Linked DNA regions of Mus musculus: region 2 is linked to region 1. The links are chromatin loops, found by intact Hi-C in ENCODE. Cell type or tissue: left cerebral cortex. All regions are shown on one strand. Each heading gives the region's core, and the rest is flanking DNA. Links, peaks and the distances in the headings are about the cores only. Region 1 holds the start of Sdhaf2 (succinate dehydrogenase complex assembly factor 2). Region 2 holds the start of Tmem138 (transmembrane protein 138).

Region 1 (6,593 bases), core at 2,377-4,876:
CCATTAACATATTTTTCTTTTTAAATAGACTTAAGCACCTGAAGATTTTGTTTCAGAGGAAGAGCCAGAGACCAATCTCCTAAGGATATTAAGGACAACTAGACTTTATATCTCTCACCAAGGCTTTTTAAAGGGGAAAAAAACAAAAGATTTTCAAATGAAACTTAAAGGTAATAAGGAAATGATAGTATTTTATATACTCAAAGTTGGCAAACTAAGATTCCTTTTATGTAGTATCTGCGATTCAAAGATGTATCTAAGTTTTATAAGGCAAAAGTCATCACTGAGATCTGGCTAGCTAAAAAAAAAAAAAATAAAATAAAAAGGTCAGTGAACCAGTATGAAGACTTCAACTTGGGGAGCAAACACATCAGTGGGAACCTTTTCATACTGTTAGCTTAAAGGCAATCAACGGGCTCTCTGAAAAACTGAAAGAACAAAAAAGGATCAATCCTATAGGACCTTGTTTGTGTAGATTACCACTTCAGAAAGAAAACCCAATGAGTTCCAAGTTTCAATGGTCTATTCAAGCCATGGAACCTAAAAAAGCTAGCAGTAGCTGTATATGGTGGCATATGGCTTCAATGCCAGTACTTAGGAGGCAAAGGCAGGTAGATCTGAGTTTGAGGCCAGCCTACTCTACAGTGAGTTCCAAGATAACCAGGGCTAGAGAGAAAGAAACCTTGTCTTAGCCAACTGGACTGTAAAAAAGATTAAATAAAACAACAACAACAACAACAACAAACCCAAAAACCCTAAACAAACAAAAACGGACCTATCCCACAAACAAAGCAAAAATCAAATACACACCCATATTTTATAGGTGGCAATGCTAAAATTTTTGTTAAGTTTAAATTGAAAATATGTATTCAATATTGAATTAAATATTTCAGTAAGAATTTTGTTGTCAAGGATACATACAAAAAGCTACTATGTTATATCATGAAACTTCCTAGTAGCAAGTTTGATTTTGCCCTCCAGTATGTTCAATTTTCCTACCTTATAGCTCCTTCTCAGTATCTGACCCAATGAAGTAACTAACTTGGATATAGTTTTCTCAGTAGAACCATCTTGATTGTTGATTACTTTTTTTTTAAAGATTTATTTATTATATGTAAATACACTGTAGCTGTCTTCAGACACTCCAGAAGAGCGAGTCAGATCTCGTTACGGATGGTTGTGAGCCACCATGTGGTTGCTGGGATTTGAACTCTGGACCTTCAGAAGAGCAGTCGGGTGCTCTAACCCACTGAGCCATCTCACCAGCTCTTGATTACCTTTTCTTTGATTTTTAGAAGGCCACATCAACTCTGGGCCTCATGCATCTCCACAGTTCTCAGTATCTCTCCCCCCACCCCCCAACCTTTGCCCACTATTCTGCACTGTTACAGTACATTGTTGTTGTGTGTGTTTCTGACAGTTTGACATTGTAGCCAAGCTGGCCTCCAATTTGTAGCAATCCTGGCCCAGTCTCCAAAAGCACTGGGATTCCGGATGCATGTCATCATACCTAGCTACTATCACTTTTACTTCTAACCACTCCAAATGGCACCTACTGTCCAGCACAGGGACTCAGTCTCTCCCAACACCTCACTAGCTCTGGCAGTAGTAATCCTAGAGGAGTTCAAATCCTTCCTGATAGAGAAGCAGGCATACTTATAAAGCCTATCTTAGCATGAGAAGGAACAGACAGAGAACTCAGGAGAGCAGCAGTTCTCAGTCCCCCTTGCCTAACTGAGCAGCACGAATCTGTAACAGCAATGAAGTTACCCTGCACAAGGTTTTTGCAGTACATGCTGCCAGAGTTCAGAAGCAAACAGAACAGGGCTCCACATAGTAAATGTGCTCATTTTCCTTAGGGACCACAGTGCTCTTGAGGGAGTTGTATGCTGGGCTACCTTGGGACAAATCAGTAACTGTCTTCTAAGACATTCAAAAACCCAATTCATACAGGCTGACTTCCATCTAAGCCAACTTTTAACAACTCTACCCAGACTTTTTAAACAATTTAGCAACTTCCAGATTGCACTAAAACCAGCTTTGCCAAAAATGAACTTATGGGGATGAGGTCTCCTTTCTCAACTTTTAGAACGTAAAACATTCAAAGTTGATACTTGCTTCAGTTTTCCCCATATCAACATTGCCTGCTTGGTATAAATGTCCACATACTAATTTTGGCTTTAGATCAGAAAGTCCTTTTTTAAAAAAGTTAATTAATAAACAAATTACTGAGGGTAATAATGTGTACCTTGACAAAGCCGTGTCCACTGGACAAGAACTGTGTCTTGTCTATGACCCCTAAGTTATAAACCATTTATTCCTTTTTTGTTTTTAGATCAAATATGGCCCGTGGTCAACAACTGTCTATTCTCTGAAGTGAATTAGTTACAGTACTAGTCAATGACATAGATTCAGAATTGGGGCTATCTTTCAGTAATACAGAACTAAGAGAGTCTTGTTAAACAAAAAGCCATAAACTTCAAACGACAAAAGTATGACTCAAATAAACACATAAAACTCAGGAAAGCAAGACTGCAGAGAGGGCTCAGTAGCTAAGAACACTTTGTCCAGAGGACCTGAGTCTGGTTACTAGAATCTATATCAGGTGGTTCACAACCACCTGTAACACCAGCTCCATTGGACCCATACCACTAGGCTCTTTGGGCACCTACAAACCAGGCACACACACAAAATTTAAAATACAATAATGGGACATATGAGCCTCTTTTGTTGCCTGTCAAAGTCAGGCTACCACCTAGGCATTCTAGCCCATTCTTTCCAGGTCCTTCTGTGTACCCACTGGAACACACCAATGACAAGAACCAGCTAGCTCAACAATAACAGTACTAAAAAGAACCCAGGTAAGATAAAAATTTTAAATAGAAACTTTCTGTTGAGTTTTGACCTCAAGATTGAAGAACTCAACCTCACAGATTACTATCTTACGGGATACTTAAATGTTAAAACACACATTCAAACTAGGATGACTGAGTCCTTGACTTGCCTTTAAACTAGTTTATTCAATGGTTTTTACCTTTCTTCCTTCCATCCATACGAATGGATGCCCAGAGACTTCTCAAAAAGGACAGTCAAGCTATTTAAAAAGACTGAAACACTTGGAGTGGCACTGGAATTCCACCTTTAAAGCAGTTGGTATACTGTGGCTTTTAAAGTAATTTCATGGTACACCATTGGGAGGGGACCAAGCAGGGGGAGGGACCAACATGCTCGAGCCACAAGTTGAGAGAACAGCAAAGTAACAAGCATCGAAATTATCTCCGCAGTACTACAACAAATGTAATTTTCATTTTTAATTATGGTTAGTCATTCAACTTTGAAATGACTTGGGGAAAGAATTCCACAGGCTGATTCACCATACTATTACACTTGGGTTTTTATTTGCTCTTAAAGCAAGCCCTTTAAAATTGAAGCCTGGAGGTTCAAATTAACCTAAAGAGGAATGGTCAGTCGTCTTCAAAGCCACCGCTAGGGGGAAACGCTTCGATATTACAGGGAATTATTTTGAGCTGAGAGAGAAACCACTGCCAGTAGATTGATGGAAGAAACCCCAAAACTGCTGCTAATTCCTCTCACCTGATTGAACTCTTCATCAGCGTATATATCAATCAAATCCACTCCTTCTGACATGGCTCCGGAAATACGCTCTCGAGCCCGGAGAACCGACAAAGTAAGAAAGATGCCACTACGGTATTCAGAAAAGGGTAAAAAATTTTAAGGCACAAGGGTCCCAGGCTGGGAGGAGGGCAAGGGTCAACAAGCTCTAGTCTCCCAAGACGCAGCATCCCGGCGGCCGGGAGCCTGGCCCCACCCGCTCTGCCCCGCCCCCAGCCTCGCGCCGCCCCCAGCTCTCCCAGGCCGCTCGGGCTCGCGGAGCTCGCTGCCCATCACCCGCGGGCCCGACCCGAGGTGCTCCGAGTCGGCGCCCGTAGTTGCCTATGGCGCCACCGCCAAGTCCGGGCCTCGACTCCTGAGAGGGCCCTCAGGCCGCGCTGTGAACCACCGCGGCGAACGCCGCAAGCTCAGCCCGTCGCACCTGCTAGGCCCAGGGGGCGTCCCAAGCCGGAGCCCCCGCGGGCCCGGAAGCTCCCGCCGCCTCCACACCAACGGGGCCCTGTCCTCGCCCTAGGCTAGGCCTGCCCTGCTCCCTCCCACAGCTCCAGGACCTCAGCCCCTCCCTCAGAGGCCCGCGCTTCCCTCCACCCGCTGTCTTCCGCCGCCGCCACCCCAACCGACCCCCTCCCTTCCGCGGCGCCGGCCCCCGCCCTCCTTCCGGCCCCGCCGGCCCCGGGCCGCGCGCCCCCGTTACCGGGAATATGGCGGCGGCCGCGGAGAGTCCCGACTAGGCCCGAAGCGCGCGAACCGCTCTCCGCCCCAGGTCCCGCCCCCCCCCCACCGGCGGCGTCACACGCACCGCTACTTCCGCCATACGCTCGGTTGCGCCTTCCGGCTTGGGGTCCACCTCCGCTGAAGTCCTCAGATCGACCGCCCGGAATTCCCGGAAGTGGCCCGGTTGCCAGCTTACTGTGCTATAAGAGAGAGATGGCGGTGGTCACCTTGATCCCGACGCTGGCGCGGGTGAGAGAGCCGGGTTCGGGGCGGGCTGCAGCTAAGACTGTTTCGTCCTCCTCTGTGCCGTGGAGACTGTAGGGAGAGTTCACCTACCCCACAGACCAGGGAATGGTCCCCTCAAGGCGAGGCGCAGGCTGGAGCCGATCATGCAGGGAATTTTCCATTCTTTCCTGAGCCCACGGTGTGCTCGAGTGAGAATACTGGGTAATATGTGGTTAGGTGGCCAGTCACCGTGTGAGACTCAACGCATACCAGGAACAGTTACCGAACCTCCCCCGAAAGCCTCCTAGCTTTTCTTGAGCTTCTTCCCCCGTCTCCCTTTTAAAAGCCGGTTTTAATTTGTTACTCAGGCTGGCCTCAAATTCGTAATTCTCCTGTCTCATCTTGGTTTTAAATGTTTGAGAATTTTCCGTTTTTATTCCAGTAGTGTTGAAAGCTAGTTGGTATGGTTTATCTTAAACTTATCAAGACATGTTTTTTGACAACTTGTGATCTCCTGGGCATAATTATCTGTACATTTGAGAGGAATGTATGATCTCTTGTGTGGAATGCCTGTATATCTCAGTTAAATATTCTTAAATTAGTATTGTTCTGGTTGTCTAGTATTGATTCCGACATCTATATATTCTATTCCTTATTAAAATGTGGCATTAAAATCTGTTGTGTTCCCCCACCAGTTCTGTCAAGTGTCTCTTCCATATATTTGAGTGCTCTATTAGATCCACATATATTTATGATTATTATACTTTACTGCTAACTCCTTAATACTATGTAATATTCTTTATATCACATATGACAATTTTGTTGTTTGTGCTAAGCACCAAACCCAGAGCCTTGCCTGCTAGGCAATCGCATTTTCTTTTCTTATTCTTTTTTTTAGACTAAAAAAGTATGTACATGTGTTTATCTGCCTTTGTGAGTTTATGCATACTATGTGTGTAGGTGCCCATGAAGGCCAGAGGAGGGTGTTTTAAGTGTGTCGGTGTTTCTGCAATGCTGTAGTTTTGTTAACACTCTTTTAAGTTGTTCAGTGTTCCCTCCTCCTTCCTTGCTACCCTGTTTTTTAGGTACTAAAACTCCTCAGCTTCATAGTAGTTCTGATCTAGCCTCTCAAGTGCGTGGATTACAGTCATGAGGCACCATGACCAGCTGGTTGCTCTGCTCTCTTATTCTCAGTGGCTACTGGACTTCTTAGAGTATGCTGGTTAGTGTTGCAAGTTGTTCAAAACAGAAACCAACCAGTCCCTTCGGCAATGCCAACCCCCATGTTCTAGAACATTAACCATACATTCAACTCTTCCTCGAGCCTCGGGGAAGAGGCTTGTAAACAATACTAGATTTTATCTTGCTTTATCTTCTATGGCCTTCTGCACCAAAACTAAGCAGCTCTCTTGGTCTCTATGGTCCCTCAGCATCTGGAATGGGCTGTGTCCTGTTGTTGCTCTGAGACAAGAGAGACAAAAGCCAGCTCCACAGGCAGCCTCTGAGAAGCAGGAGTTTCAGGTGGATGCCCCCACCCGCACCCCCAACCCCTGCTCTGTATCTCCAGGGAAAAGCTGGGGGTTGTGGGTTATCTTTTCATTCTGCAGTAAGGCAGGATGGGGACCATGGCAAGTGAATGCTGCTGGTACAAACCATCACTTTTGCTTGCCACAGCTACAGAAAGGTGTCCTTACCTGTAGCACTTAGACTCAGCCAAAGCAGAAGCTGTTTGGATGATGTTCCAGCAGTCTTACCTTTCCCTCTTGGATAGAAGCCTGTTGCTGGGACATTCTCCCCATCATCTTGTGTGTTGAGGATTTGGGGAAAGACAGGGCTGTGGCATGTGCAGTCCACAGCCTTTCCTATTGGCTTCAGTGCAGCTGGTTTTGCAGTCATCTGGGGAGCAGGAGCTTGTTTTCCAAACTAATCACAGAGGGAATGGATCTGTGAATTGTTGAGTCAGTATCTCCGTATGCTTGTGCTTTCTAAAGCACTTATTGTTGCTAAAGTTACAGATACTT
Region 2 (6,593 bases), core at 1,310-3,809, 51 kb before region 1:
GAAGGTATGCCAAGTGATGCATACGCAGGAATCCACAGAAAAGGTTGTTGAGTTCTCTGGAGTCAAGAGTTACAGTCAGCTGTTTACCACTCAACTTGAGTGCAGGAAACCAAATCTAGGTCCTGTGAAGGAGCAGCAAACTTTCTTAACCACTGAGCCATCTCTTTAGCTCCTATTATAGGATTTTATCCTAGCCGCTAACAAGACCTCCAGCCAGCTAGGCTAGGTGGAATTCACGCCACTGGCTACTTGAGAGGCTGAATCGGGTGAGACCAGCTCCCCCAACAAACAAAACCCTGAAGCTCATTGTCCCCATGCCTGCCCAGGCCTCTCAGTAGCCTTGATTACATCTCATGACATGCCAGATAGTCATCCAACCTGCAGCAGATGCTGGGCTCTCGTGGGTGACTCTAGTTAGTAGCAATCTCTGAGAAAGAGCTGAGGGCTAGGAGGTTTATCACCCAGCCTCAGAGCTGCCTCCTTGATTCATGCAAGAGCAAAAAAGGTTTGGGATTACCAAGTGTCCACTGCCTAACACAACCTCCACTCTTCCAGTCACCTGACAGCGTTGGCTTCTGCAGTTTATTTTTTTACAAAAGGAAAAAGGAGACAATGGTCCCTTTGCCCATAGTCCACTCTCAGCCCTTAAGAGTGAGTTCTCTACAATGTTCTCTCTGAACACTGTCTACTTCATTTCTGGATCGTGCCCCACCTTCACCTTGTAATAAACTCTACATATTTTCTATCTTGAAGCTTAAAACTGGGAGTGGTGGTACACGCCTATAATCCCAGCATTCCAGAGGTAAAAAGCTGAAGAATCAGAAGTTCAAGGCCAACCTCTGCTACATGTTTGTAGTTGAGCATAAGCCCAGGCTAAATAAGACCCTAGCCAAAAAATAAAAAATAAAAATAAAGGCAGGGGTGTGGGGGTGGAAGGCTTGGCCATTAAGAAGTTAAGAGAGTACATACTGGTCTTGCAGCACACCACAGCTGAGTTCCCAGCACCTACATCAGCTCACAGCTCCAAGGGACCAAATACCTACTTCTGGCCTTCACAGGAACCTGCATACACATAACATTCACATACAGACACATTTGATGAAAAGGAAAGGCAAAACATTCCAAACCAACCCGCATCACTCCAGTTACAAGTCCTGGACTAGCACTTTGCCACAGGCTTAGAACAGATGGGACACTTTTCTGACAGAAGGCCGGAAAGTTAGTTACATTGCTGTCTACAGTTCACAAATAAGCCCTCTCTTTTCCTAAAATAGCAAAAGCAAGGAAAAGAACGCAGGCAAAGGCTGAGACTACGCTCTCACTTGCACTGAGAGAGCAGTTTGTACTAAGACACCAGACATGCTCACCACTGCCGGGTCTCCTGTCCTTGCTTGGCTGAGCCCCATGCTCAAGGAGGGAGTCCACAGACTCTTTAGGCTGTTTGGGCTTGAAGCCTCTGTCACAACTATATTCATTCTTGGCTGGTGTAATATAAGAGTAGCCAGGAAGGGTATCTCAACAAATGAGCATGGCTGTGCCTCGTTAACACCACAGACACTGATGTCTAAGTTTTACATGATTTTCACATTTCACACAATATGATCCCTCTGCCCCAATAGTTTAAATATGTAAAAGCCACTCAGGGTTAGATGTATGGGGTGTAGTTTATCTACCTTGATTTAAGAAGTGTACCGAACCTCTATTTAATGTTTTCCTCAATTCACTGGCTAAAGGATTCTCATAGGCTGAGCTAAAACAGAATCAGTCCCTGGGTTAAGAAGTGAACCTTCCATTACTCTCAGGAAAAGGCTGTACTCCAAACACAGTTACTTTTAGAAGTTAGAGCTACAAACAAAAAGACCAAAGGGCAGAGTTAGTTGTTTCCTCCTCAAAGACGGAGGGACACTAAGAATTCTGGGGACCAGATTTAGAGTGCAAATCCTATAAACCTGCATCTTACAATTCAAAAGTACTGCAGCGCCGGGATCCAAAGAAGAGTAACTCGGTCAGGCAAATGGCAAGCCTGGTACAGGCACCCAGTTCCTGTGTTCAGTTCCCAGAACTCATTTCCAAAGGCAGCCCCTCCAAACGGCAGGACTCAGGAGTGAGTGACAAATAATATTCCACTCAGGAGTGTGAATAAAGTCCACCTTAGCACAAGTGCTCACAGACCGGTCCTTCGTCCTTCGGACAGTCAGATTTACTCCAGGTGCAAGGGGGGTATGACGGTGACTCCTTTAGTCAGGTTGGTTCTAGCAAGTCTTAGATGAGACGCCTTTTGAAAAGCGTGAGAGCCTCTACGAACACCACCTGCGGTATGGAAGGGGCACGGAAAAGTGTCCAATTCTTACGAGGAAAAATAGGCTGAACGCCGAGGTAAGACAGAGCGAAGCAAGGAAGCGGCGGAACCACCACTGGAACCCATAACCCGGCTCTCCCAGCCCGGGTTCTATCCCACCCTTAGCCACACAGTGGGACACCTTGGGGGCAGGTCTCTGGGACCCGCCGGTCAGCGAGAGCTGCCACTCCCTAGGCTCCTCTTGAACCTCGGAGAACTGACTTTCCAGCAAGTCTGCAGACCACGGCATCCGCTACAGAGGGCGCTAAGTGAGATTTTTATAGGCTCGGCCACTTCCGGGGGTGAGCTGGGGCGTCTGGGAAATGGGGTTTGCAAGCTAAGGGGCGCGTTCCTGAGCGGTCCGATTCCTAGGAGCGCTGCGTCCTATCAGCCTTGTCTCTAACCACAGACCCCGTCCAGAGACAGGTGAAATGCTGGGGTTAACAACCTCACGCTAGGGTCGGCCCTCAGCGAGGCAAGATAGAAGAACCGGTCACAGGGAGAGCCTGAGAAAGCAAAGACCCTAACATGGCGGGCAATTAGCAATCTACTTCCGGAATTTAAAGCCAGCTTCCGGAAGCCGAGCGAGTGTTCCCATGACAACCGACGTCGGTTCCTTGAGGTGCGTGTAGATGCTGGGGATCATAGAGTGGCTGGAAGTCAGAATTTTGTGTTGCTATTGCTTTTGCTATGAGTCTTTTGCCGAGGCCTTTCGGTCTGTGAGCGGATTGGGACTGGTGAGGAAAACCGTGTTAAACTGGAGGGTGCTCGACCGCGTAGCCAGAGCGAGGGGCGTTTCTGCCTAACGGATGCCCTTGGTAGAGCCTTACCAAGTGGTGCGTTTGACTCTACTCATTTGCGAGCTGGAGGAAATGACTCTATTTATGCGTCCTTGCCTATAGCCAGGGGATAATTCTTTCCTACCTTGCAGATTGTTATGAGGATTAAAGTAAATTCTCTTGGTTAACAAGATTATCATGGCGCTGGTACCTAGAGAGATATTGTGTGAAAACTCAAGCCCAGAGAAGTTACATTCATATATTTAAAGAGAGAGAGAGAGAGAGAGAGAGAGAGAGAGAGAGAAAGAAAAGAAAAGAAAACCACGGGGCTTTTCCACCGCGGAAGGTGGACGGGTTCCGGACCCCTCAGAACCTTTGCAAAATGAGGGTTATATGCACTAAAATGGCTGCTTTTCAAGTCCAGGGATCAAGTAAAGTTATAAATATGCTCCCCTCACTTGCTGCCTCAGTGTTTCTGTCATAACCTTTATAAAGTTCCTCTAGGAGAGTACTTTGTCTTCTCAACTCCTTCTGTATGTGACACTGTCCATTTCTATGAGGACATATTTCTCACCTACTTAGATAGCACTCTATAAATTATGAAATAGGCTGGTTGTATAGTGCCTCTTAGAATACCACTCTGCCACCTACCAGCTGTGGAATCTTGGTCTAATTAGTTACCTTTGCTGAGCCTCAGTTTTCTCATCTAGGAATTGAGGGAAATAAGAATTGATTTTCTACCTTATGAGGTTATTATAAGATTTTAATAACATCTGTGATTGAAACAGTTCCTAGAGTGTTGCATGAAATATATAAGGGTTTTATTTACTACCATTACTACTATTATGTGACCAGGCTGTCACTGCTCTGTAGTAACCCTAAATATTCTTGGTTAGAGTTGTGTATTTGTCAGGTGTGGGTAAATTCCTGTAGAACAGGCTCTCAGGGTTTACCCTGAGGATCAGGGCAGGAGGATCAAGAAGTTAAGATGAGCTTGGGCTACATAGCAAGATCTGGTTCCAAAAAAAAAAAAAAAAGCGCCATGCATTAAGAAGGATCCAGACATGGAGAAAAATTTGCTGTTAATGAGTCTCTAGAATGAATGACAAGTTATGGTGCAGTGGGGTGGAGTTGGGATGGGTTTGGGTTTGTCTTGTTTGGTGAAGAATCTTGGCTCTCATAACCCAAGCTGGCCTCAGACTCTTAATCCTCCTGTTTTAGGTTCCTGAATATTGTGATTATAGGTGTGTGCCACTATGCCTGGCTTTAGCTGGGTTTTTGTTTTGATAATTGGTTTTAACTAATATACCCTGATCACCTAGAATGGTGTTTTGCATACCAATGTTTATTGCTAGACTTCTAATATTGCCTTCCTTGCCCTTCCTCCCTTTCTTACCTCTTTCCCCTCCAAACAGGTCCTTGCATTAGAGCCAAGGAAACAGCTCCGATTTGGAAAAACTAAACATCTCTCCTGGAGTTCTGGGCAGAGAGAAAACCAGTAGTCATTTTCTTCGGAACTGTGGAATGTACCCTTGGGAGTCCCACAAATCAGGCAGAAGATGCTCCAGACCGGTAACTACAGCCTGGTGCTCTCCCTGCAGTTCCTGTTGCTGTCCTATGACCTGTTCGTCAACTCCTTCTCAGAGCTACTCCGAATGGCTCCTGTTATCCAGCTTGTGCTGTTCATGTGAGTATAAGAGGCAGGCCTGAAAAGCTGACTCCAAAGAGTGTGAAGGTCCTGACTGTCACAGTTGAGCATTTTAAGGTTATTGGTGTGTTTAGACATCTATGCTGTCTGAGGGTTTGGGGTGACAGTATCATAGAGAACAGATCTCTTGATTCCCCTTAGCACTTAGGGCCACCTCCTAAGTCCTCATACAGCCCCCACTTGGCTATACTTTGTTTTATGTGTCTACAGCATCCAGGATATTGCAATCCTCTTCAACATCATCATAATTTTCCTCATGTTCTTCAACACCTTCGTCTTCCAGGCTGGCCTGGTCAACCTCCTTTTCCATAAGTTCAAAGGGACCATCATTCTGACATCTGTGTACCTTGCCCTCAGCATCTCCCTACATGTCTGGGTCATGGTAAGAATGAAAGCTCTGAATTTCTACATATTTAACTTAAAAAAAAAGACACATAGCTAATATGTTATGTCTGTGTGTAGGTGCATAGAGTACAGGTGTCAAAGGATAACTTGCAGGAGTCTTTCCTTCCACCCTGCAGGTTCTAGAGATTATCAGGCCTGGCAGCAAATGCCCCCAACCACTGAGCTTTCTCACTGGCCCTTTCACATCTTTAAAGAGCTACAAGTGGCTGGGCATGGGGACTAACACAAGCAATTCTAGCACCTAACAGGCCAAGGCAGGAGAATTAAGATAAATTCAAGGTCATGCTGGATCTACACAGTTAAGTTCTAGGTCATCCTGGACTATAGTGTAAAATGTGTCTTAAGACGATCTTACAAAATGTGGTAGCATCTACCTGTAATCTTAGTTCTCTGAGGACCATGATAAGTTCACCCTGGGCTACATGTGAGTTCAGTAGCGAGAACCTTGAGGCCAAGATGAGTATGAAGGGCTGGAAGATGGCTCATCGGTTAGGAGCACTTGCTGCTCTTGCAGAGGACCTGGATTTGGCTCCACACCAGGTGGCTCACAACTCCTTGTGATTCCAGTCCCAAGGGATCCAGTTCTTCTAGCTACAGCTGGCACTGGCACGTACGCGGTACACATTTACACACAAAGGCACTCACACATATACATAAAATATATCAATTGCCAGACGTGGGTGGTACACACCTTTAATTCCAATACTTGGGAGGCAGATTTCTGGGATTTAGAGGCCAACCTGGTCTAAAAGATAGTTCCAGGCCAGCCAGGACTGCATAATGTTAGACTGTGTGTCAAAAAATAAATAAAATTAAAACAAATATTTTTTTTTCAAGACAGATATGACTACTCATGAGATACTAAGAGATGGAAGAATTAGGGAAGTAGAAGTCAGCAGCCATGAAAGTCAGACCTGATCTGGGCCTATGTGAGATAGATGCTTTATATTCAAGCTGTTGGTCTGATTACATCCTACCTGCATAAAGGTTTGACAGAAAAACAACAAAAAGCCAAAGCAAAACACCAGAAAGATAGTGGTAAGGGCTGGGGAATACAGCCCAGCAGGGCATTAACCTGACAGGCTCTGTGCCCTGCATTTGATCAAACTCTGTCCTATTAAAAGAAAATCCAACTAGAAGTTTCTATCCTCTGGAAGCGCTGTTATTCTTCGACATGGTTCAGAATCCTTGGAGAGAAGTAGGTAAGATGAAGGTGTTCTGGGCTGTGACGAATCATAGGGCACTTTTGCCTACCTATCTGTGTTCAGGGATCCAGGGACTTTTCTATTTGTAACAGTTACCTTTGCCTCAAATAAGCCTACCAGCGTTGAAACAGGAAGTCAGGTTTTGCCATCAGTTATGT

What was found. A loop is a pair of places that touch in the nucleus more often than their neighbours do. Peaks named below come from ENCODE experiments on the same cell type or tissue, not always from the same donor. Only the 100,000 strongest peaks of a DNase experiment are listed, where the experiment ranks them.
Region 2: it touches region 1 in a loop (4-fold over the local background); 3 of 42 quality-filtered maps call a loop at or near these places.

Annotation. Positions count from the first base shown.
Region 1 is chr19:10,523,062-10,529,654 of GRCm38, reverse strand. It overlaps Sdhaf2 (succinate dehydrogenase complex assembly factor 2), which reads left to right and starts at 4,446. Exons shown (of 4, transcript NM_025333.4): 1 at 4,446-4,596. The coding sequence starts at 4,561. It overlaps Cpsf7 (cleavage and polyadenylation specific factor 7), which reads right to left and starts at 4,411. Exons shown (of 10, transcript NM_172302.3): 1 at 4,328-4,411; 2 at 3,595-3,703. The coding sequence starts at 3,648. In left cerebral cortex, for the core only: a CTCF peak has its summit at 3,491; DNase peaks (open chromatin) are centred at 3,517, 3,904, 4,130 and 4,492; H3K4me3 peaks cover 2,025 bases; H3K27ac peaks cover 1,445 bases.
Region 2 is chr19:10,573,451-10,580,043 of GRCm38, reverse strand. Tmem138 (transmembrane protein 138) reads left to right here and starts at 2,658. Exons shown (of 5, transcript NM_028411.4): 1 at 2,658-2,960; 2 at 4,533-4,804; 3 at 5,036-5,207. The coding sequence starts at 4,677. It overlaps Cyb561a3 (cytochrome b561 family, member A3), which reads right to left and starts at 2,887. Exons shown (of 8, transcript NM_201351.2): 1 at 1,961-2,887; 2 at 970-1,062. In left cerebral cortex, for the core only: a CTCF peak has its summit at 2,584; DNase peaks (open chromatin) are centred at 2,072, 2,638 and 2,888; H3K4me3 peaks cover 1,978 bases; H3K27ac peaks cover 1,265 bases.